Linked DNA regions of Homo sapiens: regions 1 and 2 are each linked to region 3. Evidence: chromatin loops called from intact Hi-C (ENCODE). Cell type or tissue: psoas muscle. All regions are shown on one strand. Links, peaks and the distances in the headings refer to the core of each region. The heading gives the core; the rest is flanking DNA. Region 1 has its middle 11 kb from the start of LINC01118. Region 2 holds the start of LINC01118 (long intergenic non-protein coding RNA 1118). Region 3 overlaps LOC124906004 (a long non-coding RNA gene).

Region 1 (10,762 bases), core at 877-8,876, 69 kb before region 3:
GACTGCAAGTATAAAAGTGATTCAGACCTTGCCCTTGGGAAGCCGGGGAGAGACTCAAATAGCTAACAGCAGGGTAAGTAAGCCTTATAGTGAAGTGCCAGGAACAGAGGGGAAGGAGGCAGGAAAGTGTGGGAGAGGGGTATAGAAGGGAGCAGCATTTGAAGAGATATCAAAGAAGTCACCAGATGTCACCAGAAAGAAGGGGAATAGGCAGTAGCATATTCCTGACAGCGTGCTGAAGGCTGAAGGCGTGGCAGGGCAGTGAGTGGTGCCTTGTAGCTGCAGCAGCAATGATCAGGGTGATGAGGCTGTGTGGAGGTGACCAGAGGCCCAAAGAGATGGCAGCAGTGGCTGTGACGCTGCAAGCTCTGTTACTCGAGTGGGGTGTGGTGGGGCGGGAGTCGTGTGGGCTGGGGGAGGTGTCAGAACTCCTTGGGCCTCTGGCCAGGTGCAGGCTCTGGCATGGCCCGGAACTACTGGGTGAGCGGGCAGCCCAGGCTCTCTAGGGAGCTCTGTTGGCCATGGGCAGAGGCACAAGGCCTGGTCCTTCCCACTCTAAGGAGCTGCAAAGACAGAGAAGGCCAGGGGGACCCCGGGGCTTGCAGGTAGGAGGTAGAGAGGAGGCTCAGGGCCAGATTCTTCTCCTGCTTCCCAGGTAATGTGAAGGTCTCTCTCCTCCCGGACTGCACTCGCCTCGCCTTCCCTCTGCACGTGTTGAGTTCTTCCTGCCTCTCCCCGGCTAGGGCCTGGCTTCCACATCACTCTTCTGTGGGCCCTCCTTCCCCCGGTCCTCTTTGCTGTTCTCCATTCTCTATCACAGTTTGTTCCTTTCAGGGCACTTAACACAATTTGTCCGTGTTGGGCTTTCTAGCTCTTCTCTCCCCACAAAAGTGTCAGTTCCATGAGGGTGGGGACTTCATCTCGTCCCAAGGCATTGCCAGTGCCTGGCACACAATGTGTGGCATACAGTAGGTGCCAAATAACTGACTCAATGGTCTGGCCATGCAGCATGACTTCAAGAGCATAGCATTTGGACATACAGTATTGTCTCCGGGTTAAAGGAGGGATCCACATCCACTACAGTAGAGACCAAGAGATTGGGGTCTCACTGTTACTCTGAAAGATAAGTCACATTAAGTGTCAGCTCTCCTCCCCTTCTAGTACAGAGCACTCGATAATCCGGAGTGGATTCAGTCCTAAATCCAGCCTGGTTAAAGGACACCCAGGCTTGCACATATAAGGGTCTCTCAGCGGACCCCAGCCAGCTACAGAATATGGGAAGAACGGGCTTCAATGGGCAAAAGCTGCCGTTTCTTTACTTAGCAATACATGTGTCTTTCTAAATAACAGATTTAAATAAGTAAGGCAAACTGTGAAAATATGTGGTTAAAAATGTAAGGGGTGGGGTGGGAATAGAGAATCTAGCAGATGGTTGCTGTGCCTCCCTCTGTGACAGGTGGGATAGAATCATCTGCATGAGCACATCTCTAAAGGTCTTCTTTTTCATGGGCACATTTATTGGCATACTGTAGAATGAGCCCTGTACATTCAAATAGCAGAGTCGGCCCAGCCCAGAACAGCTCTGGAAAGGAAGACCTTGGCCTTGGCTGTGCCTCACTTATGACAACAGAGCTGTCCCTCATCAAAAAGAGGAAAAGGAGAGAAAATCAGAAATGCCTGGTCAAAAGTGAAGGTGGGGCAAGCAGACCTGAAGCTAGTCCTTGGGGTGAGTGGCTGAGTCACAGCATCCCACACACATGCCACCTCCTACAGCCCCTTGGCCTTCTGCCCATACAGGCTCCCAGCCCACGGCTCACTGGTCACTCTTCTTTCCGATGGCCAGAACCACACGCTGCAGGTGACCCTTGGGAAGACCCCGCCTGGGCCACTCATTGGTTCGTGTGAAGAGGCTTCTGTCCCCAGCCAGACGGTGCCCTGCTTGGAGGCAGAGGCCAGGCGATGTCCTCCAGTGTCCCCGTGGCCAGTCATCGGCTGCCCCTGTCCAAGGCATTTCCACAGGCATTTCCTGCCACACTTGGGCACATTTCCCAACATGCTCATCAGTTTGGGGACAGGCTCCATGGGTGGGGTCACTTCTCATTAGCATTTCTCCCCCTGTGGTTCCCACTGCCTGTCCTGAGCTCGCCCCCTCATCTGTGAGTGCAGAAGCCTGGAAGCCTGAGCTCATCTGCCTGGATGATGGCAGGGCGAGCTCTCCTAGGGACAAATCATGAGCTCAGGGATGCCTGCCATGTATCCTGCTCGTCTGGGCAGGCCCTGCTAAACCCTATGTGTGCACAGTTGTGTTAAAGCCTTACAACCACTCCAGGAGGTGGTGTCGTCATCACCATCCTCAATCTTCATTTCACTTATAAGAAAACAGAGACATAGAAAGACATTGGCCGAGGTCACAGAGTTGGTCATGGTGGGCCAGGATTCAAACTCCACCAGTCCGACCTCCTGCTTTCTGCTCTAAACTCCAACTAGTCTGCAGTGGTATTGTATACCGCACCCTGACCTCACCTGTCTCACAATGTCACAGGCACCTGTGTGAAGGCCACAGGACAAGTGCAGCCTCCAGGCAGGAGGCTGCCTCTTGGCGGTGGTGCCCTTGGTCAAGTCACTGCCCCCTGCTGAGCCTCTGGGCTCTAATATGGGGTTTATGATAGAAGCTGCCTCCTTAGGGGATTGGGAGAATTAAATACGCTCATCTGTGTGAAGGCTTAGAGCAGCGCCTGGCACTGGGAGCACTCAGTAGCACGCATCGTTATCACAGTTATTAATAATATGATTGTTCCCAAGGGAACATTCCAGGTCTGTCTGACCTCCTCTCCTCTCCAGGAGGAGGCATCTGTGCATTGACTACCAACATCTCTCTTTTTAACTAATCGCTCCATCTCATTCTTCCACCTTCTCCATTTCTCCTCCCAACCCTGACATGCCATTGAATCTGTTTAATTCAAGCAAATGCTCAGAGCCCCAGATCCCTGAATGCGACAGATTGAGAGGGTGGGGGTGGGGGTGGAGAATGGAGGAGCTTGTGTAATAGGACATAAATAAACTTGCACATGCTCTTCTTTTTAATTGCAGATTCTATCCCATCGCGGGGCAATTTTTATTTTGCCTTCTCTTGAATAAGTGGGAAGATGTTTTATTCATGTGTATCTTCCCAGCACGCAGCCCAGTAGGTGCTCAATGTGCGCTGAATGATTCGGTGCATTCGGTTCGGCTCCAGCCAACACGTATGCCAGGCGCTGTTGTAAGTGCCTCACATATACAAGCTCATTGAACACTCTGGTGCCGTTTTAAAGTCCTGGAGCTGAGCACTCTAAAGTCCGGCCAATAAAGGAAATGTGTTTGGTAGCCACCCTCTTGATGGACATACCACTGAATCTCCAGCATGAGCTGTGTGGCTCCCGGTTCCTCCCCGCTTGCTTGTGGCACTGCTCCCCTCTAATATTTAGGAAGAGAGTTTCAGCACAAACTTCCAGCTGGGTGAATGGTGGGGCCTGAGGGACGGTGACAAAGCTGAACACACACCTCGAGGGACCTCCACGTTTTCCAGTAGGGTTTGATTTGAACAGTGCCAAGAAATCCCCTCAGATTGCTGGAAACTGCAAACCATGGAGGCTTAACACACCATGCCACTGCCTGGCCAGACAGGCCTGGGTTCAAATCCCAGTCCCACCACGTGTGGAGCCAATTCCTCGCTGAGCCACAGCATCCTCCGGGGTGGAGCAGGGCACACACCCTGCCTCGTGGGGCTGTGGCAATATTACCCAGCTCACCGTGTGACATTTAGTGGGCACCTTCCTCACTCTGACAGCCAGCTGAGCACAGGCCACTAAGGAAAGAAGAATTCTGAGGGAGAGAGAAGAGGCCAAAGAAAGACAGAAAGGATGCCTCCTCCAAGAGCAGTCAGGCCGGGGTGGGACAGGGTGGTGGGCGGAGGTTGGCCGGGAGAGAGCCATTTACCGGCACAGTCAACAAACAAGGATTGGGAATATAAAGCTCGGCATTGTGCTAAGTGCTGAGGAAGTAAAAAGGAATTTTTATTTATAATTTATACCCCACCTACTTCCAAAGAGAATTTTGAAGGTGACTCACAATGAAAACCACATATGCCGCAAGATCACGAAAATAGAAATAGAAAATCAAGTCCATGGAGATGAAGAAAGGAAACCCACATTTATTTACCCCAGGTGCCGTGTCCTTGAATGCACTCCATCATTTAGTCCAGCAACCCCATTTTACAGATGAGGAAGACAAGCAAAGAGGCATGTCCAGGGCAGGCAAAGGTGCAAGCAGGGCTGACTTCTCCAATAGGCGCAGGGCCCAGGATACTCTTAGGGGCCCACTAAAATGTTTTAAAATTTCTTTTAAAATCAGAAGAAGAGAAGAGAACATTGAGGTTGAAAAAATGTTTTAATATATGATATTAATAGATTCGTCTTTATGCCAACACAATAGTAACATATATTTAATTTTTTAATGGAGGAGGGAGTCCACAACTATAAAAGTGCCTGGAGTCTACAAAAGTCACAATCCAGCCCAGGCCACAAACCCAGGCCAGCCAAACTCCAACTCTTGTGCCCCTTCCACACTTGTGCAAGAACATTTGTTGTCACTGAATGTAACATGCGAGTCAGCTCTGCAGCTGAAAAGAGGCCACAATGAGATAAATCTTAGTTTCATAAAAAGGATGTGCAGTGGGGAAACATTTACTCACACTACAATGCAATTGTGGGGAAAAAGTGTAACTTTTACAATTTTCTTTCTTTTTTTTTTTTTTTAGCGATGGGTTCTTGATGTGTTGCCCAGGTTGGACTAAAACTCCTGGGCTCAAGTGATCTGCCTGCCTCTGCCTCCCGAGTAGCTTACATGCCACTACACCTGGCTAAAATTTTCTTTATAATGAATGTCTTCTTATCAGTTTCACTGGGAAGCAGGCGGGTAAAATCCTAAATTGTATCCAATTTGGTAAATTTCAAGCTTGATTTAGTAATCAAAATTGTCTTTCATAGATAACTTGGCTCACTCACGTAAATGTCAGCCTTTTGGAGACTGCTCTCTCTGGCTGCTGAATCCCCGTGTGGCAGGTGATTCCTATCAGAGTCTTGCACAGCCCAGGAGGGAGGCCCCTGGGTTCCCGTGGCATTGCCTGGATCTTCACAGCCTGCTCCTTGAGCTCATGACTGCTATGATGGGATGGCCCCATCTTGCTTTCTGGGGCGCTGTGCCAGGAGCTGTCGCTGGAGCCCATGGTCCCTGCCAGCTTTCCTAGTGGTCACTCAGTCCTGTCACCAGGCCTCTGCCTTTCTGCTGGCACTCTCAACACCTGCTCAGGTGCTGTCTCAGGCTCCCCTACCTCCTACTTCCTGCGCTACCTCCAGGCCTTCATGTGGGTGCTTCTCCTGGACCCAGCGTACCTGGAGAAGGGTGCCTCCAGCCCAGACGCTCCCTGCGGCCTTCAGACATGCTTTAAAAGCATGTGTTTAAAAGCTCCCAACTTTCTAGGTTGTGCCCTGACACACTGGTGGGGAAGGTGGGGAAGGTAATAATGGTAGTGGCAGAGAAGAGCTCTGGTGCCTGATCTACCTGTTCTCTCCCTATCCCCCTTCCCCTTCCCATAGTCTATGAGGATAGAGAGATAAACTTTCCTTCATCATCTTCTAAAATGTAGTCAGTCAGGCCTACCTCTTGATGTGCTAAAAGAGGGTCAAAGGAATTTAGTAAACCTTGACTCTCTCGACATCTAGCTTTCTGTCTGAGACTCAGACATTACCCCAATGTACAAGAAACTCCAGAACAACAAGGTTTACAGGACATGAAAATGTATCTAAAGACAATTCCAGAAAGTATTAATCCCATTGCAGACATATGTTAGTTCAACAGGAGAGACTAACTATACTGACACTTAATTCCAACACAATATATTATATGAATCCTTATGTAGGGAACATCGAACAACACGATGAACACCATCTCAAATATTTATTTGGCAAACCTTCTTCCAATAGCTGTTTGTTCTATCAACCCTCAATAAAAGTAGGCCAGAACATTAGGCACTTCCCTGGTGAAAGGGCCTGATCTTGGTGAGTCTAGTTGTGCTGTATCTGGTGTTCTTACATCTGGATGCAACTTAGACACCCCAGAGACAATGGCGTAGCATAGCACATGTCGCTTCTTTCAGCCAGTGCTAGGATGTGGGAACAAAGGCACAGTCCATCTCTCTCACCCTGAAGAAGGGCAGAGAGAGCTTCAAAAAGGGATATGGGCACAGCCAACCTCTCAACCATCACAATTTTTTTTTTGACTATTAGTTATGATTCAAACTATGAAGCAGAAATGGCTTGGGAGTTTTGAGAGGAAATGACTCAACAAATACAAAATATTGGAGAAGAGATCAGACTCCAGGATCTTCTACATTCAGGCTAGAGATATGCAACTATCAACAGTCTGGATATAGCTGGGTGGTTCATGCCCATAATCCCAGCACTTTGGGAGGCTGAGATGGGAAGATCGCTTGAACTCATGAGTTCAAGACCAACCTGGACAACATGGTGAAACCCTGTCTCTATGAAAAATACAAAAATTAGCCAGGCATGGTGGTCTGCGCCTGTAGTTACTACTCGGGAGGCTGAGGTGGGTGGAAGCCTTGAGCCGAGGAGGTGGAGGTTGCAGTGAGCTTAGATTGTGCCAGTGCACTCCAGCCTGGGCAGTAGTGCCAGACCTTGTCTCAAGAATGTAAAGTCTGGATATAAATTATGATTCTTAGTCTCACTCTAGAAGGCTGTGGGTAGTTGCTTGAGCCAGAAAGAAGATGATTGTGAGGAAAATCAAGATCTTTGCATTGGAAAGAGATCATCTCGTCGAACGAGACTTTGAGGTGGAGAAAAAAATGCATGGTTACTATCACTACTTCTATTAATATTGTACGAGAAATCCTACCCATTTCAATAAAGAAAGAAAAGGACCAGTCATGGTGGCTCACACCTGTAATCCCAGCACTTTGGGAGGCCAAGGTGGGTGGATCACCTGAGGTCAGGAGTTCAAGACCAGCCTGGCCAACATGATGAGACCCTATCACTACTAAAAATACAAAAATTAGCCAGCTGTGGTGGCACGCACCTGTAATCCCAACTACTAAGTGGGCTGAGGCAGAAGAATCACTTGAATCCAGGAGACGGAGGTTTCAGTGAGCAAAGACCATGTCACTGCACTCCAGCCTGAGCAACAGAGTGAGACTCCGTCTCAAAAAAAGGAAGAAAGAAAGAAAAAGAAGAAAGAAAGAAAGAAAGAAAGAAAGAAAGAAAGAAAGAAAGAAAGAAAGAAGAGAGGGAGGGAGGGAGGGAAGGAAGGAAGGAAGGAAAAGAAAGAGAGAAAGAAAGAGAAGGCTGGGTACAGTGGCTCATGCTTATAATCCCAGCACTTTGGGAGGTTAAGGCAGGAGGATCACTTGAGCCTAGGAGTTTGAGATCAGCCTGGGCAACGCATAGAGGCTCTGTCTGAAAAAAAAAAAAGTAGGCAGGTGTGGTGTCACACACCTGTTGTATCAGCTACTCGGGAGGCTGAGGTGGGAGGATCATTTGAGCCTGGGCGATCAAGGCTGCACTGAGCCACAATTGTGCCACTGCACTCCAGCCTGAGCAATAGAATGACTGCCTCAAAAGAAGAAGAAAGAGGAGGAGGAGGAAAGAAAGAAAAAAATTAAGTCTTAAGTTTGGGAAAAAAAGAGAAAAAACTTTAAATATGTATAGACAATATTATTGGGAGAAGAAGGAGGAGGAGAAAAGAAGAAGGGAGGAGGGAAGGAAGGAAGGAAAGAAGGAAGGGGGGAGGGAGGGAGGGAGAAAGAAAGAGAGAGTGAGAAAGCAAGCAAGCAAGCAAGTTAAGGCTTAAGTTTGGGGAAAAAGAGACAAAATGTTAAATATGTAGAGACAACATTATTGTGTAAATAGAAAATCCAAGTTATTAGACCAAGTAAAAGAGTTTAGCACAATTGCTGGGTATAAAGTTAACATGCAAATAAACTTGAGTTTATTTCAATATGTGAACAGTAAACATTGAGAAAATAAAAAATTTTAAAGTGATCATTTATACTTGCAACACAAATGAAGTATTTATGAATAAGTCTAACAAAATGTATGCTAATTTTGTATAAAATATTAAATTTTATTGGGAGACATTAAAGAATGCATTAATAAATGCAGAGACTTACTATATTTATGGATGAATGAGTCTATATTGTAAATATGCCATTTTCTCCAAATTTATATGTAGATTCAATGCATCACAATCAAAATCCCAACACATTTTTGCATGTAGAATTTGGTAAGCTTATTATAAAACTCATATGAAAATGCAATAATTATAAGAAAAAGAAGGTGATGGAATTGCCCTGCCAGATATCATGACTTATTATAAAGGCATAGTAATTAAGAAAGTGTGACATTAGCACAGGCATAGAGAAATAGATCAATAAAACAGAAGAGAGAGCCATGAGCAGACCCACACATATATGGATACTTGATCAATATGACTGACTGCAGATTACAGGGGAGTGGGGAAAAGACTTTTTAAGAAATTATTCCGGGGAGGGAAAAAAAGAGCTATAGGGGGAAAAAAATTGAATCTCTATTTCACACCACATACTAAAATCTCTTTAATTTGGAATAAAGAGCTAAATGTGAAACGTAAAACTACAAACCTTTTAAAAAAAGAGAGAGAAGCACATACCTTTGTGCTCTCAGAACAAGAGTTCTTGAATGAGATATAAAAGTAAAGAAGTAGCTAGGTGTGGTGGCTCAAGCCTGTAATCTCAGCACTTTGGGAGGCTGAGGTGAGTGGATCACCTGAATAAAGCTAGAGGAGCAGAAGTTGAAAAGGTATAAGTGAAACGAGATTGTCCATGAAATTATAATTGTTGAAGCTGAGTGATAGGTACAAGGAGATTCATCATATTATTCTATCTACTTTTGTATATGTTTGGAATTTTATCATAAATTATTTTTGAGAGAGAGAGAGATCAAGGAGGGACTATAAAGAGATGAAAACAAACCACAAACTGGAACTACACATATAAGCAATGAAGGACTAATATCCAGAACACAGAAAGAACTAAAAATCAAGGGGAAAAAAACCAATTTTTTAAAGGTAACAGACTTGAACAGACAAGTCTGAAAAGTGGAAATCCAAATGGTGAAGAAACAAACAAAAAGCTCAACTTCATTAATAATCTGGGAGATAAAATGTAAACCACAATAAGATACCATTTTGTACCCCCCAGATTGGAAAAATTAAGTCTGTAATACCAAGAGATGACAAGGATGCAGATGCCTCTGGGAGTATAAATTGGTACAGCCAATGTGGAAAGCAACTGGACTTGATCTAGTCATGTTGAAGACCATGTCATCCAGCAATTTTATTCCTAGATAAATATCTTAGGGCAACCCATGCATGTGCGCACCAGGAGACAAGAAAGCTTTACAACAACAACATCAGTAAGGACCAAACACTGAGAACAACTCAAATGTCCATCAGCCATAAAATGCATTAACTGTGAGCTTGTATGCTATATGAAATCTCAGCAGTGAAAATATATACAATGAAACTATAGCTATGTCCACCAAATGAAGCAAATCATCAAAGAATGCATACAGTACATTTATTTCCAAGTTTAAAAATAGACGAGTAGGTTAAACTATATGAAGCTGTATGAATTTGCAGATATTCAGCATTTTTCTCTTACAAATGGCATTTGTCATTCACTGTAGTACTGTTTAGGGTGCATACATAAATGGTAAAACCATAAAGGAAAGCAAGGTTCAATCAGACTTTTTCTGATTAACAGAAAAGTCAGGATAGTGTTACCTCTAGGAGAAGGAAGGGAGATTTGACTGAGGAAGGACCTGGGGTGTTGCTGGTGGGGAACTTCACAGGTACTAGTGATGTTCTAGTCTATTTATTTATCTCACGGGTGGTTACAAAAATATTTGCTTTATTTATTTATTTATTTACTTATTTATTTATTTATTTTAGAGACAGGGTTTCACTCTGTTGCCTAGGCTGGAGTGCAGTGGCATGATCATGGTTCACTGCAGCATCCAGCTCCTGGGCTCAGGTGATCCTCCAGTCTCAACCTCCCAAGTAGCTGGTACCACTGGCATGTGCCACCATGCCCGACTAATTTTTTTATGTTTTGTAGAGATGGGATCTTGCTATGTTGCCCAGGCTGGTTGTGAACCACTGGGCTCAAGTAATCCTGCTGCCTTGGCCTCCCAAAGTACTGGGATTACAGGTGTGAGCCACCATGCGCAGCTAATATTTGCTTTAGAGTTCTGCTTTAAACTATGCATATGTTATATGCATTTTAAATGATTTTATTTTTTAAATAAAAAGAGGAAATAAAATTTTACCTGCCAGTTCTGAACTCAGGGCACACCAGCCAAGCAAGAGATCAGGGCACAGTTGAGAGTTAGAGAGAGCAGGCCACCTGCTGCTGAAGGATAGGGGACTCAAATCACAGATGACCTGTAGTGGTCACTCCACACACATGATTTGTCTTGCTTTGTCTTGTTTTTCCCAGATAACAATTGCTAATAGAATTATTATTCCACTCAGAATGCTAAATATGGTAAATTTATTTATCCATGACTTCACTTATAATGCTATATAATAAACTACTTAAGTGTGTTTCCCCAGCAGAGGATGAGCCCCCTGGGGGCAAGAAATGGGACGTTTTCATGCTTGTACTAAAGCA
Region 2 (10,762 bases), core at 1,230-9,229, 57 kb before region 3:
CACCCCTAAGGAGGGCTGCTTTTGCGCTAAGGGGCATTAGAAGATCATCCTCTGCCAGGAATGCATAGATGCTTTTTCTCTGCAGACTCTGCCCTGAGCTGATTTGACCTGATTGACTGGAGAGGCAGGGATTGTGGAGCAGAGCGGGAGGAGCATAGTGGGAGGGGGCTGGGAGAGGCAGAGGGAGAAGGAAAGCTCAAAGTCCAGAATTTTAGAACCGGAGGAGGAGAAGGAAGGACCCTGTAGGATCCAGCACCCCATCCCACCCATTTCTCTGCCAGAGTCACAAGCAGTCTGCCCCCTTCCTGTGTGGGTAATTGGCAAAGCCCGGACAAGCAGGCAAGTCTCCGATTCCATCCCAGCCCAGCACCGCCCACCGTCTTATTCAGGCAAAGAGAGTTGACTGTCTTGGCAGCAAAATGAAACCTTTTGATTTACGAGGAATTCTGAGATATCTTCCAGCTGACAGTCTTTGGAGAATTGCACAAGCCCACACTTTTGTGGGGGCAGCATTTAATGAAATGAACACATGAGTTATTCGTTTTTCATTAAGGATGACATGCAGAGAGTACATATCAGGATGAAAAATAGGTCCTGGCCTGGGGCTCCACAGCCTCATGATCTTGAGTGAGCAGGAGAGCCAGGAGCACCCACTTCCAGAGGCAGGGAACGGGAGGAAGGAGAGCTAACACCTTCGGAGCACTTACTGTCATCTTCATTGTCTCCCGTAATTCTCACTAGGTACTCTTGCTCCAGAGTTACAGATGAGAAAACTGAGGCTCAGAGAGAGCAAGTAACATGCCCAGAGTCACCCAGCTAGTGAGGGACAGAGGTAGGATTTCAATCCCAGGCTGCTTTGGCTCAGCTCCAACAAGCTGTCCATGCAGGAGCAGGAGGCCAACTGTGCAGGGCCTGGGGACCAGTGGTGCAGACGGGACCCACGCTGCAGACGTTCACTCCAGATGGATGCTGAAAGACAGAGGAGCCCTGAGGCCTGGCAAGGAGAACCGTAGGCTTTGGTGGTCAGCCAGGCCCGGCTGGAGGGTGGCTGAGCCTATGAAGTCTGGGAAGCAGTTGGGCCATGAAAGTGATGCCCAGCAGTCTCTGTTTTTGCTGTTTTCCAGCTTTCCAGCCTCCGAGCAACTTGGCATCTGTATGAGAAAACCCAGTCAGCCCTCATCTCAGATGCAGGTGCAACACATATGGCCGTCAAGCTGGGCAGACCTGAGTTTGAATCCTGAGCCTACCGCTCGTTAACTGTTAGACCCTGAAAAAGTGCCTCAACCTCTCTTGAGCCTCCACTTTCCATACCTGTCATGTTTATTTAACAATACCTACCTCTCAGCATTTTCATGAAAGTTTTAAGATGATATTATTATGAGTAGCAGCTGTATAACAGTAATAATAACTCATGTATACTGAGTGTATTTATATGCCCTGTACTATGCTGAGAACTTTACATACATTACCACATTACCTGACTTAACCTTCAAAACACCTCTCTGAAGAATTGCTGTTACATAACAGCCCCATTTTACCTGCAAGAAATGGAAGCTCAGAGTTCTTTGTTGCCCAGGTCACGTGGTTAGCAAATAGAGTCAGGGTCAGAATTTGAACCCTGGTCTGCGTGCGCCTGCAGCCCACCAATATGAGTCTTAATGAACAAAGTACCTACCATACAGTAGACCCTTAACAAATGGGAGTTCGAGTCCTTTCTTTCTCCCCTAAATGCACAGATTTTCACAGTGCCCTCTGAGATTTGCTTTAGAGCTTGCCCACATGGAGTTTTCAGAAAGTCAGGAGAAAGCGAGGTGGTGGGTGCATCCCCCGATCCAGGGACCCCTCCCTCCCCCCGCTCAGCCTTCCTTCCTTTTAGGGTTTGGCAAAGGCTGCTTCACTCGAGGCCTCTCATGGAGCTGGAAACAATGCGAGTTTATTTTGGCACGGCAAAGAGGGCCCGATTCCCCTTCTCTGGACGCCTCTGTGGGAAGAGGACTAGAGAATGTGGCCCAGGCCGCTGTCAGTTCCCGTTACTCTCCCCAGCACGTCCACGGCCGAGTCACAGCCATCACATGTAGCTCTGAGAAGGAAATGAGATAAGAGCTTTCTTTCCACTTCAGACTGATCATAAAATTTCCCCTCCTCTCTCCACGCTCCCCCACAAAAAGAAGTTGAACCAAGGACATGGTGCTGCCGTTAAACTGAATACTCTTAGCAGATCTCTTCTCAGTCCTGTGGGGACATCCTCACCTGGGTATTTGGCTACCTGTGGCAGATACGATAAGCAGGGCCCATGGCCAGTGTGGTGATGGAAGTCATAGACACTCAGAGTGGCAAGGGACTGTCACTGTCCTCTGATCCCAGCCCCTACCTGGCTTAGATTCAGATTCAGCCAGTATTTATCAGATGCCAACCCTGGGCCAAGCCAGGAGTGCTTTTGCATCTGTTATTTCATATTTCAGAATCCACACAACGTTCTTTTTGGAAAGGCCTTACTTTCCCATCTTTACAAATGTGGAAACTGTGGCTCAGAGAGGTCAAGTAGTTGGCTCAAGATCATGACGTGAGTAGGTCAGTGGTAGCGCTAGGATATGGTCTTCCAGCTCTGAGACCAAGCCCTGTCTGTCCCAGGCACAGGAGGAGTCTCTTCTACAACACTCCAGGTAGAAGATTCATCCAGACTTTGAATTCCTTGGGTATTCCTTATTTCTAAGGAAAGTCTCATCTAAAATGTTTTTAGGGGTTGAACTAAAACCTACCTCTCTCTCACTTTCATCTATGGGTCCTATAAGTCCTAAATCTAACTCCAGGCAAAGGGAAGAAAGCCAGAGCTCTGCCCTTGGCCATGTCTGTTCTTCAGAGATGAGAAGATGGCCCCAGATGACCCTTGGCTGCCCCACCCCTGTCCTAGAACCAGCCCTGCCACTTCCTAAATGTGGACTCATTTCTTAACATCTCTGAGTTGCCATCAGATGGGGGCGATGGTGTCTACGTTGCCAGATGGCTGAGGGACTCAATGAGAGGATGTCTCAAATGCACTTCCCCCAGAGCCTGCACACAATTAGCTCTCAGCCAATGGCAGCTATTGTTGTTTTATCGTCAATAGTATTTAACCTCTCCAAACCTTGGTTCCTTTTCTATGGAGTGGGAATTATAATACCTACTTTCGTTTCCCCCATCAACGCAAGTAGGCATTCCAATAATACCAACTTCACATGTCTGGGAGGAACGCACAACGATGCAGGCAGAGAGCGCTCAGAAACTATGAAAAGCAGGTCACGTGCTCTGGCACCCTGGCTGCCTTTTTGGGGAGCCTGTTTCCTGAGCCTTCTGTCCTTCACCAGAATTTTCAGGGTTGTGATGTTTTTCTCTTCAAAAGCATCTCCTCTGTAGCCCACTCCCCACCCCCAACAAACTTTTTTGAGCTAAAGAGAAAAAAAAAAACCATACAAATAGACAAGTGTTTAGTTGGCCAGGTGCAGTGGCTCACGCCTGTAATCCCAGCACTTTGGGAGGCTGAGGCAGGTGGATCTCTTGAGGTCAGGAGTTTGAGACCAGCCTGGCCAACATGGTGAAACCCTGTCTCTACTAAAAATACAAAAAAAGTAGCCGAGTGTGGTGGTGGATGCCTGTAATCCCAGCTACTTGGGAGGCTGAGGTGGGAGAATTGCTTGAACCTGGGAGGTGGAGGTTGCAGTGAGCCGAGATCATGCCACTGCACTCCAGCCTGGGTGACAGAGTGAGACTCCGTCTCCAAAAACCAAAAACCAAAACAAAACCAAAAGAAAAGTGTTTTGTCTCTTTTTTGCCTCTGCATGCACCCTGGGGTCAGCTGGAGTCTTCCCACCCTTTACAATATAACAAGGGTGATTCAAATCCCCTATCCTGGAGGTGGTAAAACTCAAAAGACAGTTGAGGGTAGAAGACGAAATGGCACGCATCTCAAAGACAGAGAGCAGAGAAGGTGTGCAGGTGCGGAAAGGACTGCTAGTGTCCACAGGGAACCCAAGGCCACTGACCTGGAGGGTGGGAGAGAAATGGGCGGGAATCGGAGGATGTTGGGAGAGGGAGGAAGGTGGCCCACACCTCAGCTGGGAGGCCCTATTGGAGTGCACAGGCCCCTTTGCTTGAAATCCAGGAGAAGGGGGCTCCTGAGGCTAGAATTTGTGTAGTTCTTAAAAGTTTTCAGAAGCACATTTTCCCCTGTAGATTCTTTCCTGGAACAATCCCACCAAGCCTGCAAGGTGAGGAAGGAAATTGAACACGCCCCTCCTGAGCTCCTCAGGTGCACCTCGTGCTGCTGTCCTGGGGCCATCTCCCAACTCCTCCCAACCCCTCATAGCCCTGCTCTGGAGCAGGTAAATATTCCTCACGCCAGCAGGTGAGGAGGCTGGGGCCAGATGACAGCTAGTGAGGGAGCAGAGACAAGACAAGGCGAGCCTGTGACAGAGCGAGACCCTGTCTCAAAAAACAAAAACAAGACATGTGAGCTTGGACTCCAGTGTGGAATCCCATGTCCGCTCAGTGCACCTTTCTGCCGCTGAAAGTACAAGAGGAGAGGGGAAACCCACAGGTGGAGCTGACCATGAGGACTGTCACAGGTGAGCTCAGGGGCTTGGGCGCCACCCCACAGGCCATGGGGGGCTGCTGACCAACTCTGGGAGTGACATCATGAGGAATGTGGCATTTTAGGACAGTTGCCTTCTTAATGAAGAGGACTCTGCTGAGTCTGGTGTAGCCAGGGGTGGCAGGAGCCAGCTGACATGGGTATGAGGGCTACTCCCTGACCCTCTCGGGAGGGTGTTACTAGCAGCAGCCACTGCAGCCCTGAGCCCCAGAAACACCATTGTGGAGGCTTACAGTGCCTTCTCGAAGCTACCCAGCTTTCCCTCACCAGGGGCTGGTCCTTGGTTCCCACCTGCTGCCATTCTTCCAGCTTTGAGAGGCAAATCCAGAAATCAGCCCTCCAGCTTCCTCTACCAAGAAGACTGGCGGTTACAACCCTGGCTCTGTGGGGCTTCTCTTGCCCTCTCTTCTGACTGCCCTACTTGGCTCCAGGTGAGGGTGAGAGGAAGCTGGAGATGGAAGATGCAGCTGGGGGAACTCACCAGGCAGGTCTCAGGTGAGAAGGGTGGGTGGGGAACCCGGCCCTGGCCCAGAGCACTGGAACTGTCCAGCAACCCTGGGGAAGGTGAAAAACCACCACTGAGTAGGCGGTGACCTGTTGGGTGTCGGTGAGGGGAGCCCATGGGCTGCAAAAGGCACATTGGGGTCTCCCTCTTCCCATTCACACTTCACCCTCCAGTCACCCCAGCTTGGCCCAGGGCCAGGCAGGGGAGGCGCTGATCAGTCATCAGTAGTGCCGCGATCACAGTTTTCAGAGCTCCTTCCCTGCCTTAGCCTTCTTGATCCCTCAACAGCTCCTTGCAGGAGGGAGGTAGGGCAAGCTTTGTCTTAGTTTACAGATATGGAAACTGAGGCTCAGAGAGCTCATATGACTTCTCAAAGCCATGCAGTTGATGAGGGACAGAGTGAGGTCTAAATGCAGGACCTCCCAAGAATGGTGGACTTTTCCTCTCTGCCTTGTCCCCCCACTTCCTCTGTCAACTCTAGGAAGATTGGTCTGGGGACCCCTGCAAAGGCACAGATGGGAATAAGCACCTTGGTCAAAGGATGATAAGGAAAATGGTGGACAGATGGGTTGAAGAAGGATCGCTTGATTGAATTATTGAGACCTTATTTCCCTGAGCCTCCATCAGGTGATCCTTATATCTGTCCTGGAACACTAGACCACCCAGAAACAGGTGCAGCAACCCGGGCCAGCCCAGGCCGCTCATTCTGCTCCTCCTCTTGCCTCTCCTCCTCCAGGGAACTCTTTGAATAAGAGGACACCAGATCATGCCTGCAGTTCCAGCCCAGGGTGAGGTTGAAACACTTATGCTTCCTATTTAAAGCCACATCTCATTCATCATTTCAGCACCAATCAACAATTAAACCTGATTCAATGGAGCCCTGACAGCTAATTTAAACCGAGCCTCACAATCGGCCTGACACTGGCTATTTAAAACTCTGTCCTGGCCTCTGGGGCCTTTCGGAACCAGGACTGTTTGTCCTGCCAAGAGCAAAGCCCCACCCGCTGTGGCCTGGATCCCCATGTATGTAGTGTGCAGGGTCTGTTCCAGCCATCACTGTCTCTGCCTGGCTCCCTGTAGGGCTGTGGGAGGGTTCTGGGAGAGGTCGGGAATGCCAGGAGGAGGAATTGGTGAAGCAAAGAAAAGGCAAAAGCCCACTGAGAGGTCTAATGAGCCCCAGGTGCACACACTTGTGTTGTGTGTGGCTTTCTTCAGGCCCTGGGCAAATGTGGCAGCCTGGGGTGTATTGGGAGCATCAGAACCCAGGTCAAGTCCTGACTCTGCAATCCATAAACCAGTTCCGTGACCTTGCCCAGGTCCTTCCTTAGTTTCCTCACCAGTGTGGTGAGAATAACAAAGATCTCTTCTCAAACCGTCTCCCTGGGAGTTAAGAGATTCCCCCATATCTGGTGATCCCAGGTAAAGCACATGGAAAACCACCAAGTCCTAAAGCAGAGAAGTTCTGAGCAGAGCAGGCCTGAGCTTGTATGGGGCCTGGTGCTGTGGGGCACCATGGCAGATTCCAGCCTGTGGTCATTATTGGGTTGCCTGGTGTCCCCATGGCTCTCTAGCGCTGATGGAAAACAGCCTTATATCACTAAGTGTGGACAATAACCCCTTCAGGCTGAGAACTTGGTTCAGACTTGTGTAGTCAGAGACATCTTCCTGGAGGCAGTGGACTTGAGCCAAGCTTTGGAGGCTGCAATAATTGAGTAAGTCGGCCAGGCTCACACCTATAATCCTAGCACTGTGGGAGGCCAAGGCAAGTGGATCACCTGAGGTCAGGAGTTCGAGACTAGCCTGGCCAACATGGTGAAACCCCATCTTTACTAAAAATAAAAATAAAAAAAATTAACTGGGCATGGTGGTGGGCGCCTATAAGCCCAGCTACTCGGGAGACTTAGGCAGGAGAATCGCTTGAACCCAGGGGGTGGAAGTTGCAGTGAGCCGAGATCGTGCCACTTCACTCCAGCCTAGGTAAAAGAGCAAAACTCTATCCAAAAAAAAAAAAAAAAATTGAGTAAGCCTAGAATGAGGGAAGCCAAACCAGGCAGAACCACTTAGAGCTAGTAGAGCTTCCACAGCCATTTCCTACTGGATCCTCAAACACTCCTTTTTGAGCACATTGAGAGTTTCAAAGATCAGATAGTTGTAGATGTGTGGTATTATTTCTGAGGGCTCTGTTCTGTTCCATTGCTCTATATCTCTGTTTTGGTACCAGTACCATGCTGTTTTGGTTACTGTAGCCTTGTAGTATAGTTTGAAGACAGGTAGCGTGATGCCTCCAGCTTTGTTCTTTTGACTTAGGATTGACTTGGCAATGCGGGCTCTTTTTTGGTTCCATATGAACTTTAAAGTAGTTTTCTCCAATTCTGTGAAGAAAGGCATTGGTAGCCTGATGGGGATAGCATTGAATCTATAAATTACCTTGGGCAGTATGGCCATTTTCACGATATTGATTCTTCCTATCCATGAGCATGGAATGTTCTTCCGTTTGTTTGTATCCCCTTTTATTTCACTGAGCAGTGGTTTATAGTCTCCTTGAAGAGGTCCTTCAGATCCCTTGTAAGTTGGATTCCTAGGTATTTTATTCTCTTTGAAGCAATTGTGAATGGGAGTTCACTCATGATTTGGTTCTCTGTTTGTCTGTTATTGGTGTGTAAGAATGCTTGTGATTTTTGTACATTGATTTTGTATCCTGAGACTTTGCTGAAGTTGCTTATCAGCTTAAGGAGATTTTGGGCTGAGACGATGGGGTTTTCTAGATATACAATCATGTCATCTGCAAACAGGGACAATTTGACTTCCTCTTTTCCTAATTGAATACCCTTTATTTCTTTCTCCTGCCCGACTGCCCTGGCCAGAACTTCCAACACTATGTTGAATAGGAGTGGTGAGAGAGGGCATCCCTGTCTTGTGCCAGTTTTCAAAGGGAATGCTTCCAGTTTTTGCCCATTCAGTATGATATTGGCTGTGGGGTTGTCATAAATAGCTCTTATTATTTTGAGATACGTCCCATCAATACCTAATTTATTGAGAGTTTTTAGCATGAAGGGCTGTTGAATTTTGTCAAAGGCCTTTTCTGCATCTATTGAGATAATCATGTGGTTTTTGTATTTGGTTCTGTTTATATGCCGGATTACGTTTATTGATTTGCATATGTTGAACCAGCCTTGCATCCCAGGGATGAAGCCCACTTGATCATGGTGGATAAGCTTTTTGATGTGCTGCTAGATTTGGTTTGCCAGAATTTTATTGAGGATTTTTGCATCAATGTTCATCAGGGATATTGGTCTAAAATTCTCTTTTTTTTTGTTGTTTCTGCCAGGCTTTGGTATCAGGATGATGCTGGCCTCATAAAATGAGTAAGGGAGGATTCCCTCTTTTTGTATTGATTGGAATAGTTTCAGAAGGAATGGTACCAGCTCCTCCTTGTACCTCTGGTAGAATTCAGCTGTGAATCCGTCTGGTCCTGGACTTTTTTTGGTTGGTAAGCTATTAATTATTGCCTCAATTTCAGAGCCTATTATTGGTCTATTCAGGGATTCAACTTCTTCCTTGTTTAGTCTTGGGAGGGTGTATGTGTTGAAGAATTTATCCATTTCTTCTAGATTTTCTAGTTTATTTGCGTAGAAGTGTTTATAGTATTCTCTGATGGTAGTTAGTATTTCTGTGGGATCGGTGGTGATATCTCCTTTATCATTTTTTATTGCGTCTATTTGATTCTTCTCTCTTTTCTTCTTTATTAATCTTGTTAGCGGTCTATCAATTTTGTTGATCTTTTCAAAAAACCAACTCCTGGATTCATTGATTTTTTTGAAGGGCTTTTTGTATCTCTATCTCCACTTGCCACTGAGAGCTTAAGACAGCAGGACACTGGCTGGGCTCTCCTGATATCACTTGCTCTGCCCCGTTCTGCCCCATCCAAAGAGCAGGGAATACCAGAAGTAGGGGGTAGGGAAACAGGAGATGGGAAAGTGGAAGGACTCCAGCAGGGGTCCTTCATCTACATTCCTAGTGCAGACCCTTCTGGAAGGAAAAATACATACAAAAGGTGCAGTTGGGAGGCTGAAGGGCACCACCCAACCCTATCACTGCCAGGAACCTGAGCTGCCCCCGACAGAGTGAGAGGGGTCTCATGGGTCCCCAAGCTCTCTGTGTGGCAGGAAACAATAGCCACTTTTCTGGGGCCTCCAAGGAGAGGAGGAGTGAGATCACACCTGGGGAGGGTGAAGGCAGAAATACAGGATATGAGCATCCTCCCAGGGGAGCATGGGGAGCCAGGAGCAAGGCCTGGGGCTGGCTGCCTCCTCCCCAGTGTCCCTCCTTCATCTAGGTTCCTGGGCCACACACTCTGGACTACCTGCCTCTGCTGGGATTCTTCAATGGTCTCACAGACCCAACTAGACTGTAAGCTGCTTGAAAGCAGGTCCACGGCATCAGACTGTGGTTCAGGGCTCGGGTCCTGGAGTAGGGCAGGCCAGAGGCTGACCTACTTACTAGCTGTGTGATTTTAAGCCAGTCCCTTAACCTCCTTGAGATTCTCCTGTGCAATGAAGATAAAAATAGGACCTATCTCATGAGATCATTGGGAAAAGTAAATGAGTTAATCAGAGTAAGTGCTTAACAAAAATATCTCCATTGCTTGTGCCCCCAGAGCAACTAGCACCAGCCTCAGCATGGAGCAGGACTTCAGTTCCAGCAGCGAGGACTGAGATCAGACACAAGAGAAAGCTCCCTGATGAGGAGGGGTGATTCTAAAACGAAGGGCGGAAATTATCTGGGGAATTTCCTTCCCGTGAAGCCTCAGGAACATGCCAGTCCCCCACTTCGGTCTGTCCTGGGGGGTCTCACGCCCCTGTCCTCCTAGAGAAATCTAGATCCTCCAAACTCTGCCTGGGTTCTTCCTGGGGAGTCTTGACCCCTGCCTTGTGGTTGATGTGGGATAGGGGACCCGGGAACAGGGCTGCCTTCCTCTGGCCAAGGCCTGGCAAGCAAGTGTGGGATGGGTGCTGTCTTCCTGAGAGGGACAATAGAAGTGACAGAGCCCCCTAATTCAAGACCCTGCAGAGGTGGTGTGAGATCTTATAATATCAGTCTCTAAGCCAGTGCCTCTCAAGCTCTCTTTGGTGAAGAATCAATTTTTAAAATATATAATCAGTCACAGATCAATGCTTTTGTAAAATGCAATAAAAGTTAATTTCCAAAAAAATCACATACTTGGGTACCATGGTAATGTCAATGTAAAATTGCTGTAAAATTGTTCTAAGTGCTTACTCTCAATGTCTGTGCTCAGCTTATCAGCAACCAGTAACAGTTTGTACCACTGGTTTGTACCACGACAACCATGCTACACTTGGAGCTGACACTTTCATAAAGGTTAATTTCCCTCTTTTCCTTCCTGAAGTTTGACCTCTTCCTTGATTAGATAGGAGGAGGGATTCCGACAGCCCCTCACCATCTGTTTAGAACCTCTCCCCCCATTGCAGGTCCTTCCTGGTCATCTAACACCATATGCCATATGGAACAGTCCTGATTATACATATTCTGTCTCATGGGCAATGTGTTCTGATTTGGGTCTTTTTTTTTTTTTTTTTTTTTTTTGAGACAGATACTCTGTCACTCAGGTT
Region 3 (10,762 bases), core at 1,505-9,504:
ACCTTTGACAAAGTCTTGAGAGGATTTTGGTTTTCATGATGGGGTGCTACTGGCATCTAATGGGTAGAAGCTGGGGATTCTGCTTCCTGAAATGCACAGGACAGCCCTCAAAACAAAGAAGCCTCCAGCCCAAAATGTCACCAGTGCCAAGGTTGAGAAGCCCTGCTGTAGACAGGGGTGTCAGGGGTGTCAGGGGTGGTCCTGCCCACAGAGGCCAGAAGGAGCCCAGATGCCTGAGCAGGGCTCCCCGGAAGGCTCTCTACTGATGAGAGTAATTCTGATAATAGCAATAGTTATAGTCCATGTGCCCATGTCACCAATGAGGCTTAGAGAGGCTGTGAACTACCCAAGGTCCCTCACAGGCAGGAGCAGGGCCAGACCTGAACCCCCCGTTTCTGGCCTCCTAGGCCAAGCTCCCTGTGTGCCTCCTGGACAGTGTCCCTGCAGACTCCTGAGTCCTCACTGAAGGTCAGAGCCTGCCCGAGTTTGAGGAGGTCCTTCTCTCCCCCTTCCAGCGTCCCCAACTCCAGGCAGCCCATGGGCTAGGGGATTTTCTTCTTCTTTGGAACTTAGCACATGTTCTGAGTCTCTGACACTGTGGCCCAGCAAGGCGTCTGCCAGGAGCAGCTCCGAAGCCCACCCTCTTCCAGCCTCACTCAGGGCATGTGGCGACTTGTTCTGTCTCCAGGACATTGTTTGTGCCCCACTGTGGCTCCAATTTTATTTGTTTATAGACCAGATGAGGCCTGCATTTGCTGTCGTTTTAACCCTCACCCTCAGCTCTCCCAATTCACTCATCTGCTGTCTGGAGAGTCCCCCTCCCTTCTTCCCTCCTACTCTTTCCTTGCCCCTACTCCATGCCTGTGCCCATATCTTGCCCCTCCCTCTGCACCCTGAAGCCCTGCTCAGCTGACCTGCCTGCCTCAGACCCCCAGGGCCCCTTTGCCTGGCTGGCCTCCCCCAACTCCTAAGCCCAGGACTCCAGGGCACTGATCCCAGAGCCCCAGCAGCGCCCAGCCCCGAGTTTGGCAGTATCTTCTGAGTGAAGGACTTGCTGGCTGTAACGGAAACCCTCCAGCAGATCAGTCCATGTCCAGTTGGAGCACAGGCCCACAAGCTGGGCTGTCTGGGTTGGAATCCAGCTGCTCCCCTTCCTGCCCTGGGACCTGGGGCAAATTCCTTCACCTCTCTGTGCCCAGTTCCCCATCTATAAAACATAGGTGGCAATAGCAGGGTTGTGGTGGGATTCCAGCTGCAAAGTCCTTTGAGCAGTGCCAAGCACAAGATAAGAATGTGTTGCTATTATTATTATTATCATTATTATTATATGCCTTTGTGCTCACTTTTGAAGTCTGAGCACTAGAGTCCTGATCTTTGGCCACCTAGGGGTCCATGCAGGGGTGAAGACCACGCCCTCTCCTGGCTGGATCCCAGGTGAGCATCACTGAACTCCTCCGCCCAAGGTGCATCCAGTGCTGACTGGATGAGAGAAGGAAGGGGGACAGTTTTGATGGCAGAAGCCATTCTATTCCTCCTCTTAGCACATGCACCGCTCCGAGGAAGATCCAAGCAGCTCTTTGCTCCTGGACACGTAGCTCTAGGAAGGGTGAAAACCTGGCCCTGATATTGGTCCACAGAGAGACCATGGAGCTCACTGCCCAGTCCCTGGAGCCCATCTCTGTTCCTGCTCTAAGCCCCTGCCTGCTTCCCAGCCCCACCTTCCCCTCCTCAGCAGTACCCAGCCCCTCTGGTGCCTCAGAAGCATCCACAGCTTCCCACGGGGCTTGTGAGCCTGACTCAGAGGCAGAGGGGTGGGGGCATCAGAATCTGAGCCTGGGGAAGGCCAGCCTTCTGCTCCAGGCTGTGACCGTCTTCACTCTTGCCTTTGGCTGTCCCTGTGTATCTGAAACTCACACAGCTCACCGCAATTTCCATCTCCTGCCACAAGTCCTCCCCCTGGTCAATATACCAGACTTCTACCCCCTCATCCCAGAACTGTGATTCATCTCCTACCCACCCTAGAACCAACTGTTGGGCCCTCTCCCATTCTCAACCCCAGGAGGCGCTTTGCCCTATTCTCTTCCAGTTCCTGCGCTTCCTACCCATCCTCATCCTGCCCACCTCAGCCATCCCACTCCATTCTTTTATTCCTCCCCTCTGCCCTGTGGCTCCTCTTTTATCCCCCAGGAGCTGGCCCCACGGAAGACTACCCATCACCAGGGCAGTACTGGGCGGCCACTTGTAGGGAAAGTGGGGAGTCTAGTCCTTAACCATCCTCAGGGCCTTGACATCAAGCCGTCCAACCTGCAGGCCCTGGCTTTTGAATGATCTATTACTAATGTTGTTTTTGTTGTTTAGCACTCTCTTATCAAAGAGCTCATTTATTCCTTGCAATAACCCGGCAGTTAGATAGACCAAGTCTAAGGCTTCTCTTGTGAGTGGCCCCAGTTGGGAGGAGTGTGAAGTCCTCCTAACACCTGCTCCCAGACCATCTTGGGTTCCTGTTGCCAATTTCAATTAATTGCTATGAAGGATGAGAAACAGGATGCAGAGAAGTTCTATCTTCCCTTTAAGACCGAGAATACCCTGAAGGCATTGCCTGAGGATATCTCAAAGGGAAGGACCACATCTCCTCCACACCAGGACATCCCCAAGCAAGGCCTTGTCTTTCCTTCTATCTTCAGTACTCAGTCCATAGGACTATATTAAGACCCCCAGTTGGTGCTTTTTCTGGGTGAGTGACTAGCAGAGAAACCTAGCACTCATTTCCCCCTCTGTCTCTTTCTCTCATAAAAATGCTTTTATTTCGTTCTGGGGATGGCCTGACAGTGGGGCCCTGGGGCCCATCTGCTGGAGGAAAAAGTCAGTGAGGGACAGAACAGCACAGCTGCCAGTCTGGCTAGACCTCCTCTCTGAACTGGAACTCCTCCGGAGATGAGTATGGGTGTGATGGGCCTGCGGCCGAGGATGTTGAGGGGTCTCCACCAACTCTCCTTTCCTGATCAGGTTAATACTCGAAAACAACTTTCATCTCTGCTTGGCCTCAGCCCAGTCTTTTCCTTCTGCCCTCCCAGCATGAGTCCTGGAGCCTGAAAGAGACCACGGTTGGGAGAAGATGTAAGTAAGGAACTACTATGGCCTCCAGACCTGGTCTCCTTCCAAATCTACTGTCTCAGGCTGTTCCCTCTGGCCCATCTTCCTTATCTAATAGGTCTAAAGCTGCACTGTCCTTCAAAGTTAACCTCAGACTTCACCTCCTCCAGGAAGATTTCCCTGAATCTAGCCATGATGCTGTCTCCCTTCTCGGAATTCCTGAGGTCAATAGAGTCTGTACCAGGAATCTGCTGCACGCCATGTGCTCTGGTTAAGCACGCAAGTTATTAGGGCTGTTCACAAATACTCCAGCCCTCCCTCCTCTGGGCTCTTGAAAGGGGTTACTCCCTGCCCACTTGAAGTTAGGCCGCGCCATGTGACTTGCCACATGAGCGGAAAGGATGAGTGTTGCTTCCAGGTGGAAACTTTTAAAGTCAGCATACTCTTTTCCATGACAATTGTCCAAGTGCCACATAATAGCTGCTTGGCCCTCTGGCTGACTAGGACAGGCTGAGCACCTGAAGATCTGTGATGAACATGTCATTGTGAGCAAAAAAGAAACCTTTGTTGTTTTGAATCAGTAAGATTTTCTAAAGCTGTTTGTGACTTAGCATAACCTGGCCTGTCCTATGTGATGCATTACGTGAGCAACCAGGATCTCCCTTGACAAGCTTGAAGTTCAGAAGAAGTTCATATTTTCTCCTAATTTTCATTCAAATTAGAAAAGCTTTTGATCCTAACCTGCTAAGACTGGTAGGAAGTAGTCTTTCTCCTGGAGTTCTCACTCCTAAGCATTCACAGGCTGTTTAGTGTTACTATAAAGGAATACCTGAAGCTGGATAATTTACAAGGAAAAGAGGTTTATTTGGCTCTTGGTTCTGCAGGCTGGGAAGTTCAATAAGCATGGGGCTAGCATCTAGCATTTGCTCAGCTCCTTGTAAGGGATTTTGTGCTGCATCACAACATGGTGGAAGGTCAAAGGGGAGGTGGACATATCTGAAAAGGCAAAGCCTGAGGGGGATCCTGGTTTTGTAATAGCCCACTCTTCCAGGAACTAATCTGCTCTCATCAGAGTGAGAACTCACTTATTGCCTTGGGAACAGCACCAAGCCATTCTTGAGAGCTCTATCCTCAAGACCCAAACATCTCCCACTAGGCCCTACCTCCCAACACCACATGGGGGATCAAATTTCAACATAAGATTTGGTGAGCACAAATCACATCCCAACTATAGCAGGCCTCTAGGATGGCTTTCATGGATCATTTGAATCTGTCTCCCATTCCTCCTTCTCATCCTCAGTTACATTGGTCTTCCTGTTCGTCCTTTGTTGAATAAATAGTTGCTTTCCCAGCTCCACAACTGGGACCCTGGACAGGCCCATCTCCTGGTGGACATGCTCACCAAAACCACTGGCAGGGCAATGGTTTTGGGACTACAAAGTGCTGGGATTACAGGCGTGAGCTACCGCATCCAGCTGATGATCGCTTTTAAACTGGCAGTTTCTGCTCCCCCTGAGACATTCCTCCCCCTCAACACTCCAATCTTACTTTGCACCATCCATGGATTTCTGAAAAGATGCCAGGAAATAGATTGTGGGGAAATTATCCCCTGTTCTGAATTTCCAGTGAAGAGTGCTGTGTTGCAGCACATGTTCAGTAAATCATCTCATAAAGTAACACCCCCACCACCACCCCATTGCACAGATCTGGTGAATTCCTCTAAGCTCTCCCCTCCCCTCCTAACTGAATGAGCTCTCTCCCTCCAGGCTCCTCTGGGTTGGAGGTGGAGGCCAGGTTAGGGAGACCCCCATCATTGAAGGTTTAAAAGGACAATGATGAGACATTTGCCATGAGGACCTGAGGAGCCGCAGGCCTGTTAGTCACAGGCGATGAGTCACCCTGCATTGTTTGTGCTGGTGATCCTTCGCAGATGCAGGCAGACTGCAGGAGGAGTTGAGTTCCTCCTCTTGCTCTGGGTGTGTGGACTGGTGCGTGCACATGTGTATGCACGTATGTGTGTGTATATGTGTGTGTACATACACACATGTGCTTGGGCCTGCAGCCCAAAGTGCACATGGGACAGCCTATATCTGGGAGATTACTATTTCCTAACACATTTGGGGTAATAATTACTGTCCTTCAATCAGAAGCTTGTGTGTCAAAGATAACAGGGCACATGGGCTGTATAGGCATCAGTTTCTGGTTGGAATCATCCCTTTGAGGTTGCATGGAGATTTAGGGGCTGTCCACTCAGCACCCCACTCCACTCTTTTTCCCTGGGAAATGCCCTCCACCCACCAGCCCTCTTGGTTAGAGCCACAGAGACTTCTGGATCTTGTCCATACAGTGTCTACCTCACCTGGCCACAATTTACAAGGCCAGGAGTGGGCATTAGACATGGAAAATTGGAATTGGGACTACAATTCCAGCCTTGGACCAACTGCGCTGGCTGGAAGCCATGTAAATGGAGGGCTCTGGGTGGCTGTTTTCCCCACTCTGCGAGCTGGAAGCAGAAAAGTGCTGCTGTGAGACAGAATGAATGTCTAGATGCCCAGACACCCAGAGAAACTGAGCGGGCAGCCTCTTCCTCTGTCCATGCCATTTGTCCCGTTTTAACATCCATCCCCCGTCCTGTCTGCATCCTTCAAGATCAGCTCAGGGGTTACCTCCTCAGTGAGGCCTTCCTCTATTTCCCCACGGAGGGCACCTCTTCCCCCTCTGGGTCACCTCCCTCTTTTCTTACCAGTCACGTCAAGGTTATTTTTGTTTCCCCCTAGAATGAGCTCCCTAAGGACAAGAACTCTGGCTCTGTGACCTTTCTACACTTAGCAAAATGCATCGCACATAATGGTGCTCATAAATGCCTGGGGACTGATGAATCCAAACAGCTGTGTCCTACGGCCAGTTTTGACCTTGTCTCTTTCTCTTCTTTTTAGGAGGAAAGAGCCAGGCTTAATCTTGGTCTCTCCTGTCTCTGTGGAAGCCTGAATTCCCCTCGGTTTATGAGGTAAAGAATAGCTGGTCTCCTTCACATGCTTTCCCGACCCTATCCTGGATAAACTGAGGCAGGAAGGCATCTGCTTTCTACTCCAGTGATGTTGCGGCCGGGATGCCTTCTGGGGAACTCGAATGCTGCAGGCAGAGGGGCTAGTTTCTGAATTGCTTGTGACATGTTTGGCTACCAGTGACCAAAGTCCTCTATGGCTGGCATTCTTTAGTTTAAAGAATCGAGGGTGTCTCTTAAACCAGGGATGAGGGCCTTGGAAACCTTCCAAAAATTTTTATACAACGCGGGTACATACAACTTTTTACAAATATGAAATCATACTGTACATCCTTTCTTTTGTGACCTATTTTCATTCAATAACATTTTACAGTTTTCATGTTAATAAACCTAGCTGTACATTACTGGTACATACTAGTTACTGGTACATTGACATTTATGACCAGTTGTGTTTCCATGGTAAGGTTGTGTCAGAGCTGGATGCATGTGCCCTGTTGTTGGATATTTATCTTATTTGTCATTTTTGCGTTGAAACAACGCTATGAATGAATAGTGTTGTAAATGCGTCTGGACTGATCGTCTCTACTGGATAAGTTATTTACAGTGGCATTGCTGGACTAAAGGGTAGACATTTTTTTAAAAAGTTTTCTGATGCATAACACTGTCAAAAGACAAAATTAGGCCAGGTGCAGAGGCTCATGCCTGTAATCCCAGCCCTTTGTGAGGCCAAGGCGAGCAGAGTGCTTGAGGCCAGGAGTTTGAGACAAGCTTGGACAACATGGTGAAAACCCATCTCCACTAAAAATTAGCCAGTCATCGTGGTGTGAGCCTGTAATCGTAGCTACTCAGGAGGCTGAAGCACAAGAATCACTTGAACCGGGGAGGCAGAGGTTGCAGTGAGCCTAGAACATGCTACTGCACTCCAGCCTGGGTGACAGTGTGAGACTGTCTCAAAAAAAAAAAAAAAAAAAAAAAAAAGATAAAATTACATCAAATCTAGTTTAAAGATCTTCATTGTTTTTTATTTGCAATTCATGAATCTGGCAACACCTCTTCTGGAATGAGTGTTCAAAACAGCTGAACAGAGGAGACTGGCTTTATAGACAGAAAAGGGCTGAGGAAAGGAGACACAGTGAACAAAAAGTGGATCTCGGTCATTTTAAAGTTACTCTCCTTATAGGGTTAAAACAGAGGCTTGTTTGGCAATCTGGCTACTATCTTTCACTCTCCTGATTTCTGGGAAGGTCAGATAAACAACTTATTTTTGGCTTTCTGGGGTGGAGCTTCAGCACGAGTGACTCCATTTTGGTTTGGTCTGTCCCATCCTAGCACAGGGGCTCAGTCCTAACCAATGGGCTCTTCTAAATGTATTTGACAATACCTAACCACCAAGAAAAGACTGTACCAGTGAAACTCTTGGGCTCTTCTAAATGTATTTGGCAATACCTAACCACCAAGAAAAGACTGTACCAGTGAAACTCTCGGGCTCTTCTAAATGTATTTGACAATACCTAACCACCAAGAAAAGACTGTACCAGTGAAACTCTCGGGCTCTTCTAAATGTATTTGACAATACCTAACCACCAAGAAAAGACTGTACCAGTGAAACTCTTGGGCTCTTCTAAATGTATTTGGCAATACCTAACCACCAAGAAAAGACTGTACCAGTGAAACTCTCGGGCTCTTCTAAATGTATTTGACAATACCTAACCACCAAGAAAAGACTGTACCAGTGAAATTCTTGGGCTCTTCTAAATGTATTTGACAATACCTAACCACCAAGAAAAGACTGTACCAGTGAAACTCTTGGGCTCTTCTAAATGTATTTGACAATACCTAACCACCAAGAAAAGACTGTACCAGTGAAACTCTCGGGCTCTTGTAAATGTATTTGACAATACCTAACCACCAAGAAAAGATTGTACCAGTGAAACGCCTCCCTCTCCAGGAGCCTATAAGAGTGCACATTCCCTCACACCTGCACCAGCACTGGCCTCTATGATCCTGCAAATGCTTTTAAAGGAGTCAATTCATCCGTCATAAGAAATAAACATTGCCCTCTGCTGCTTAAAATATAGCTTCGCAGGAGAAAATCCAAACTTCCTGGGGAGGGACTGACATCTATTGAACAGATTCTACCACATGTCAGGCACAAGATAGGTCTGCTCTCATTCAGTCCTGCAAGGTAGACATGATTGTTCTCATTCAGATGAGCGAGTGAACGCTTAGAGAAGTTGAGTAATTTGTCCAAGGTCACAGAGCTAAGGAGTGGCCAGAGTTAGGCTCTGACCTCGTCTGAGGACAAGGTTCATGCTCTTTCTCCATGTGGCTTCTGTCTCTCCATCTATGACACAGAACCATCTGGCCCCAACTCCCGTCTTCCAGCCTCACTCCTTCCTCCACCCAGCCAGGTCCCCGCGCGGTAGCCACACTAGTGCCTTAGAGGAGAGTGTGCCCTGTGTTAGCCCAGGCACTGCTAGATGGTGGAATCAGAGAGATTTTAAGATTCCTTATCAGTATTTTCTACCTTGGCGATATTTTACCTATTTAATAAACAAATGGAGGGTTTTTTAAATTTTAAAAAAACCCATTGCCAAGATTCTCTTGGAGAAAAGATTCTCTTGGAGAGTTTCCTGATGTCCCCCAGACACGCGCGTGCACAAACTCTCACACACACACACACCACACACACCCACTCACACACATACACACCACACACACACCCACTCACACACATACACACCACACACCCACCACACACACCCACTCACACACACCACACCCACGCCCACACACCCACACCACACACACCCACACACACCCACTCCACACACACGCACTCACACACACCCACTCCACACACACCCACTCACACACATACACACCACACACACCACATACCCATACACACACACCACACACACACATGCACACACCACACACACACCACATACATTACGCACACACCACACACACACCACACATACACCACACGCATACACGCATACACACCACACACATACCAGACACACCACACACATACACATACACCACACACACCACACACATACCACATATACACCACACACATACACACATAGATGCACACACACATACACAGACACACCACATACACACACATACACATCACACACATATACACACACCACACACATACACACATACACACCACACACACAGTCCACGCACACCACACACCACACACATACACACATCACACATACACACCACAAACACATACACACACACACATACACACCACACATACACACCACACACATACACATGCCACACACACACACACATACACAGACACACCACACATACATTCACATGCCTCTGCCAACACCACACACACACATACACGCCATACACACCACACACTATACACCGTACATACACACCACATACATACACACCACATACACATACACACACTCACACACACACATACACAGACACACCACACATACATTCACATGCCAGTGCCAACACCACACCCACACACACATACACACACCATACATACATACCACACACATACCACACACCATATACACCACACACACCACACACCATACATACACACCACACACATACACACCACACATACACCACACACCATACACATATACACCACACATACAGACATACACACACTCACACATACACGCACACCACACACACATGCACACACATCACACACATACACAATACACACACCACACACATACACATATACTCACCACTCACACACACCACAACACATACACACCACACACATACACATACCACACACACCACACAGATACACACACACCACACATACACACATTCACATACATACACACACATATACATACACACCACACACATACAAACACGCATACACACACACCACACCACACACACACACACACACACACACACACAGTGTCCGCCTGGGCTGGGTGGGCTACAGGCTGTAGGCAGAAGAAAGCAGAGTGCCTCAGAAATATCTTGTGACCCTCAAAGGCCACAAGGGGTAGCTGGAGCCAAGCCCGCCCCAGTCAATTCTCCCACAATAGGCTACTGTCCTTTAAGCATGTCCAAGAGCTACTGCTGGTCTCTGTCCCGCAGGGCCCTGACTTCCCCCGACTCAGGCCAGCTGTCTCCAGCACAGACCATCCACCAGCCAGGCCCGAGGGAAACAGCTGGAACCAAATGACTGCAGTGCCTGCCGCTAAATGACCAGGCCTTCCAAAATAAACAAAGGAAAGTCAAGGGAACCAGGACTGCCAGCATCAACGAGGGAGTCGGCTGAGAGCAGTGAGGTGGGGGCAGAGCCTGGGAACATGTTGCTGGCGGGGGTGGCCAGGGCAGTGACAGGGACTACTCTAAGAAAAGTCCCTCAGCCAAAGGGTAGACATTGGGGAATAGGATGGAGGGCAGGGAACTCCCCCGCTATTCCCACATCCACACACATATACCAGAATGTACACTTTTTTGGAACTTCTGCAATATATTTAAGGCTTAGAGGAAATTAGGCATATATTGGGTGGATATGTAGATGGATGGATAGATGGGTGAGTAGGTAGGTGGGTGGGTGGGTGGATGGGTGGATGGATAGATGGATGAATAGATGGGTGGGTGGATGGATGGATG

The links. Peaks named below come from ENCODE experiments on the same cell type or tissue, not always from the same donor. Only the 100,000 strongest peaks of a DNase experiment are listed, where the experiment ranks them.
Region 1: it touches region 3 in a loop (5-fold over the local background); 60 of 110 quality-filtered maps call a loop at or near these places.
Region 2: it touches region 3 in a loop (2.4-fold over the local background); 60 of 110 quality-filtered maps call a loop at or near these places.

The regions. Positions count from the first base shown.
Region 1 is chr2:46,800,375-46,811,136 of GRCh38, forward strand. No RefSeq gene overlaps it. Among named protein-coding and RNA genes, the nearest start is that of LINC01118, 11 kb to the right of the region's middle. RefSeq lists a silencer at 2,816-3,110 and an enhancer at 2,816-3,110. In psoas muscle, for the core only: no CTCF peak of the experiment used is centred there; no DNase peak of the experiment used is centred there.
Region 2 is chr2:46,812,312-46,823,073 of GRCh38, forward strand. LINC01118 (long intergenic non-protein coding RNA 1118) reads left to right here and starts at 4,357. Exons shown (of 4, transcript NR_034099.1): 1 at 4,357-4,601; 2 at 4,937-5,122; 3 at 5,869-5,920; 4 at 9,790-10,349. RefSeq lists a silencer at 3,615-3,879. In psoas muscle, for the core only: no CTCF peak of the experiment used is centred there; DNase peaks (open chromatin) are centred at 2,020 and 6,140; H3K27ac peaks cover 3,823 bases.
Region 3 is chr2:46,868,814-46,879,575 of GRCh38, forward strand. It overlaps LOC124906004 (a long non-coding RNA gene), which reads left to right. Exons shown (of 2, transcript XR_007086310.1): 2 at 6,030-6,507. Among named protein-coding and RNA genes, the nearest start is that of MCFD2-AS1, 25 kb to the right of the region's middle. RefSeq lists enhancers at 3,137-3,431, 4,587-5,086, 9,800-10,300, 10,301-10,762 and a silencer at 3,137-3,431. In psoas muscle, for the core only: a CTCF peak has its summit at 8,160 (motif pointing left); DNase peaks (open chromatin) are centred at 4,998 and 8,476; H3K27ac peaks cover 3,099 bases.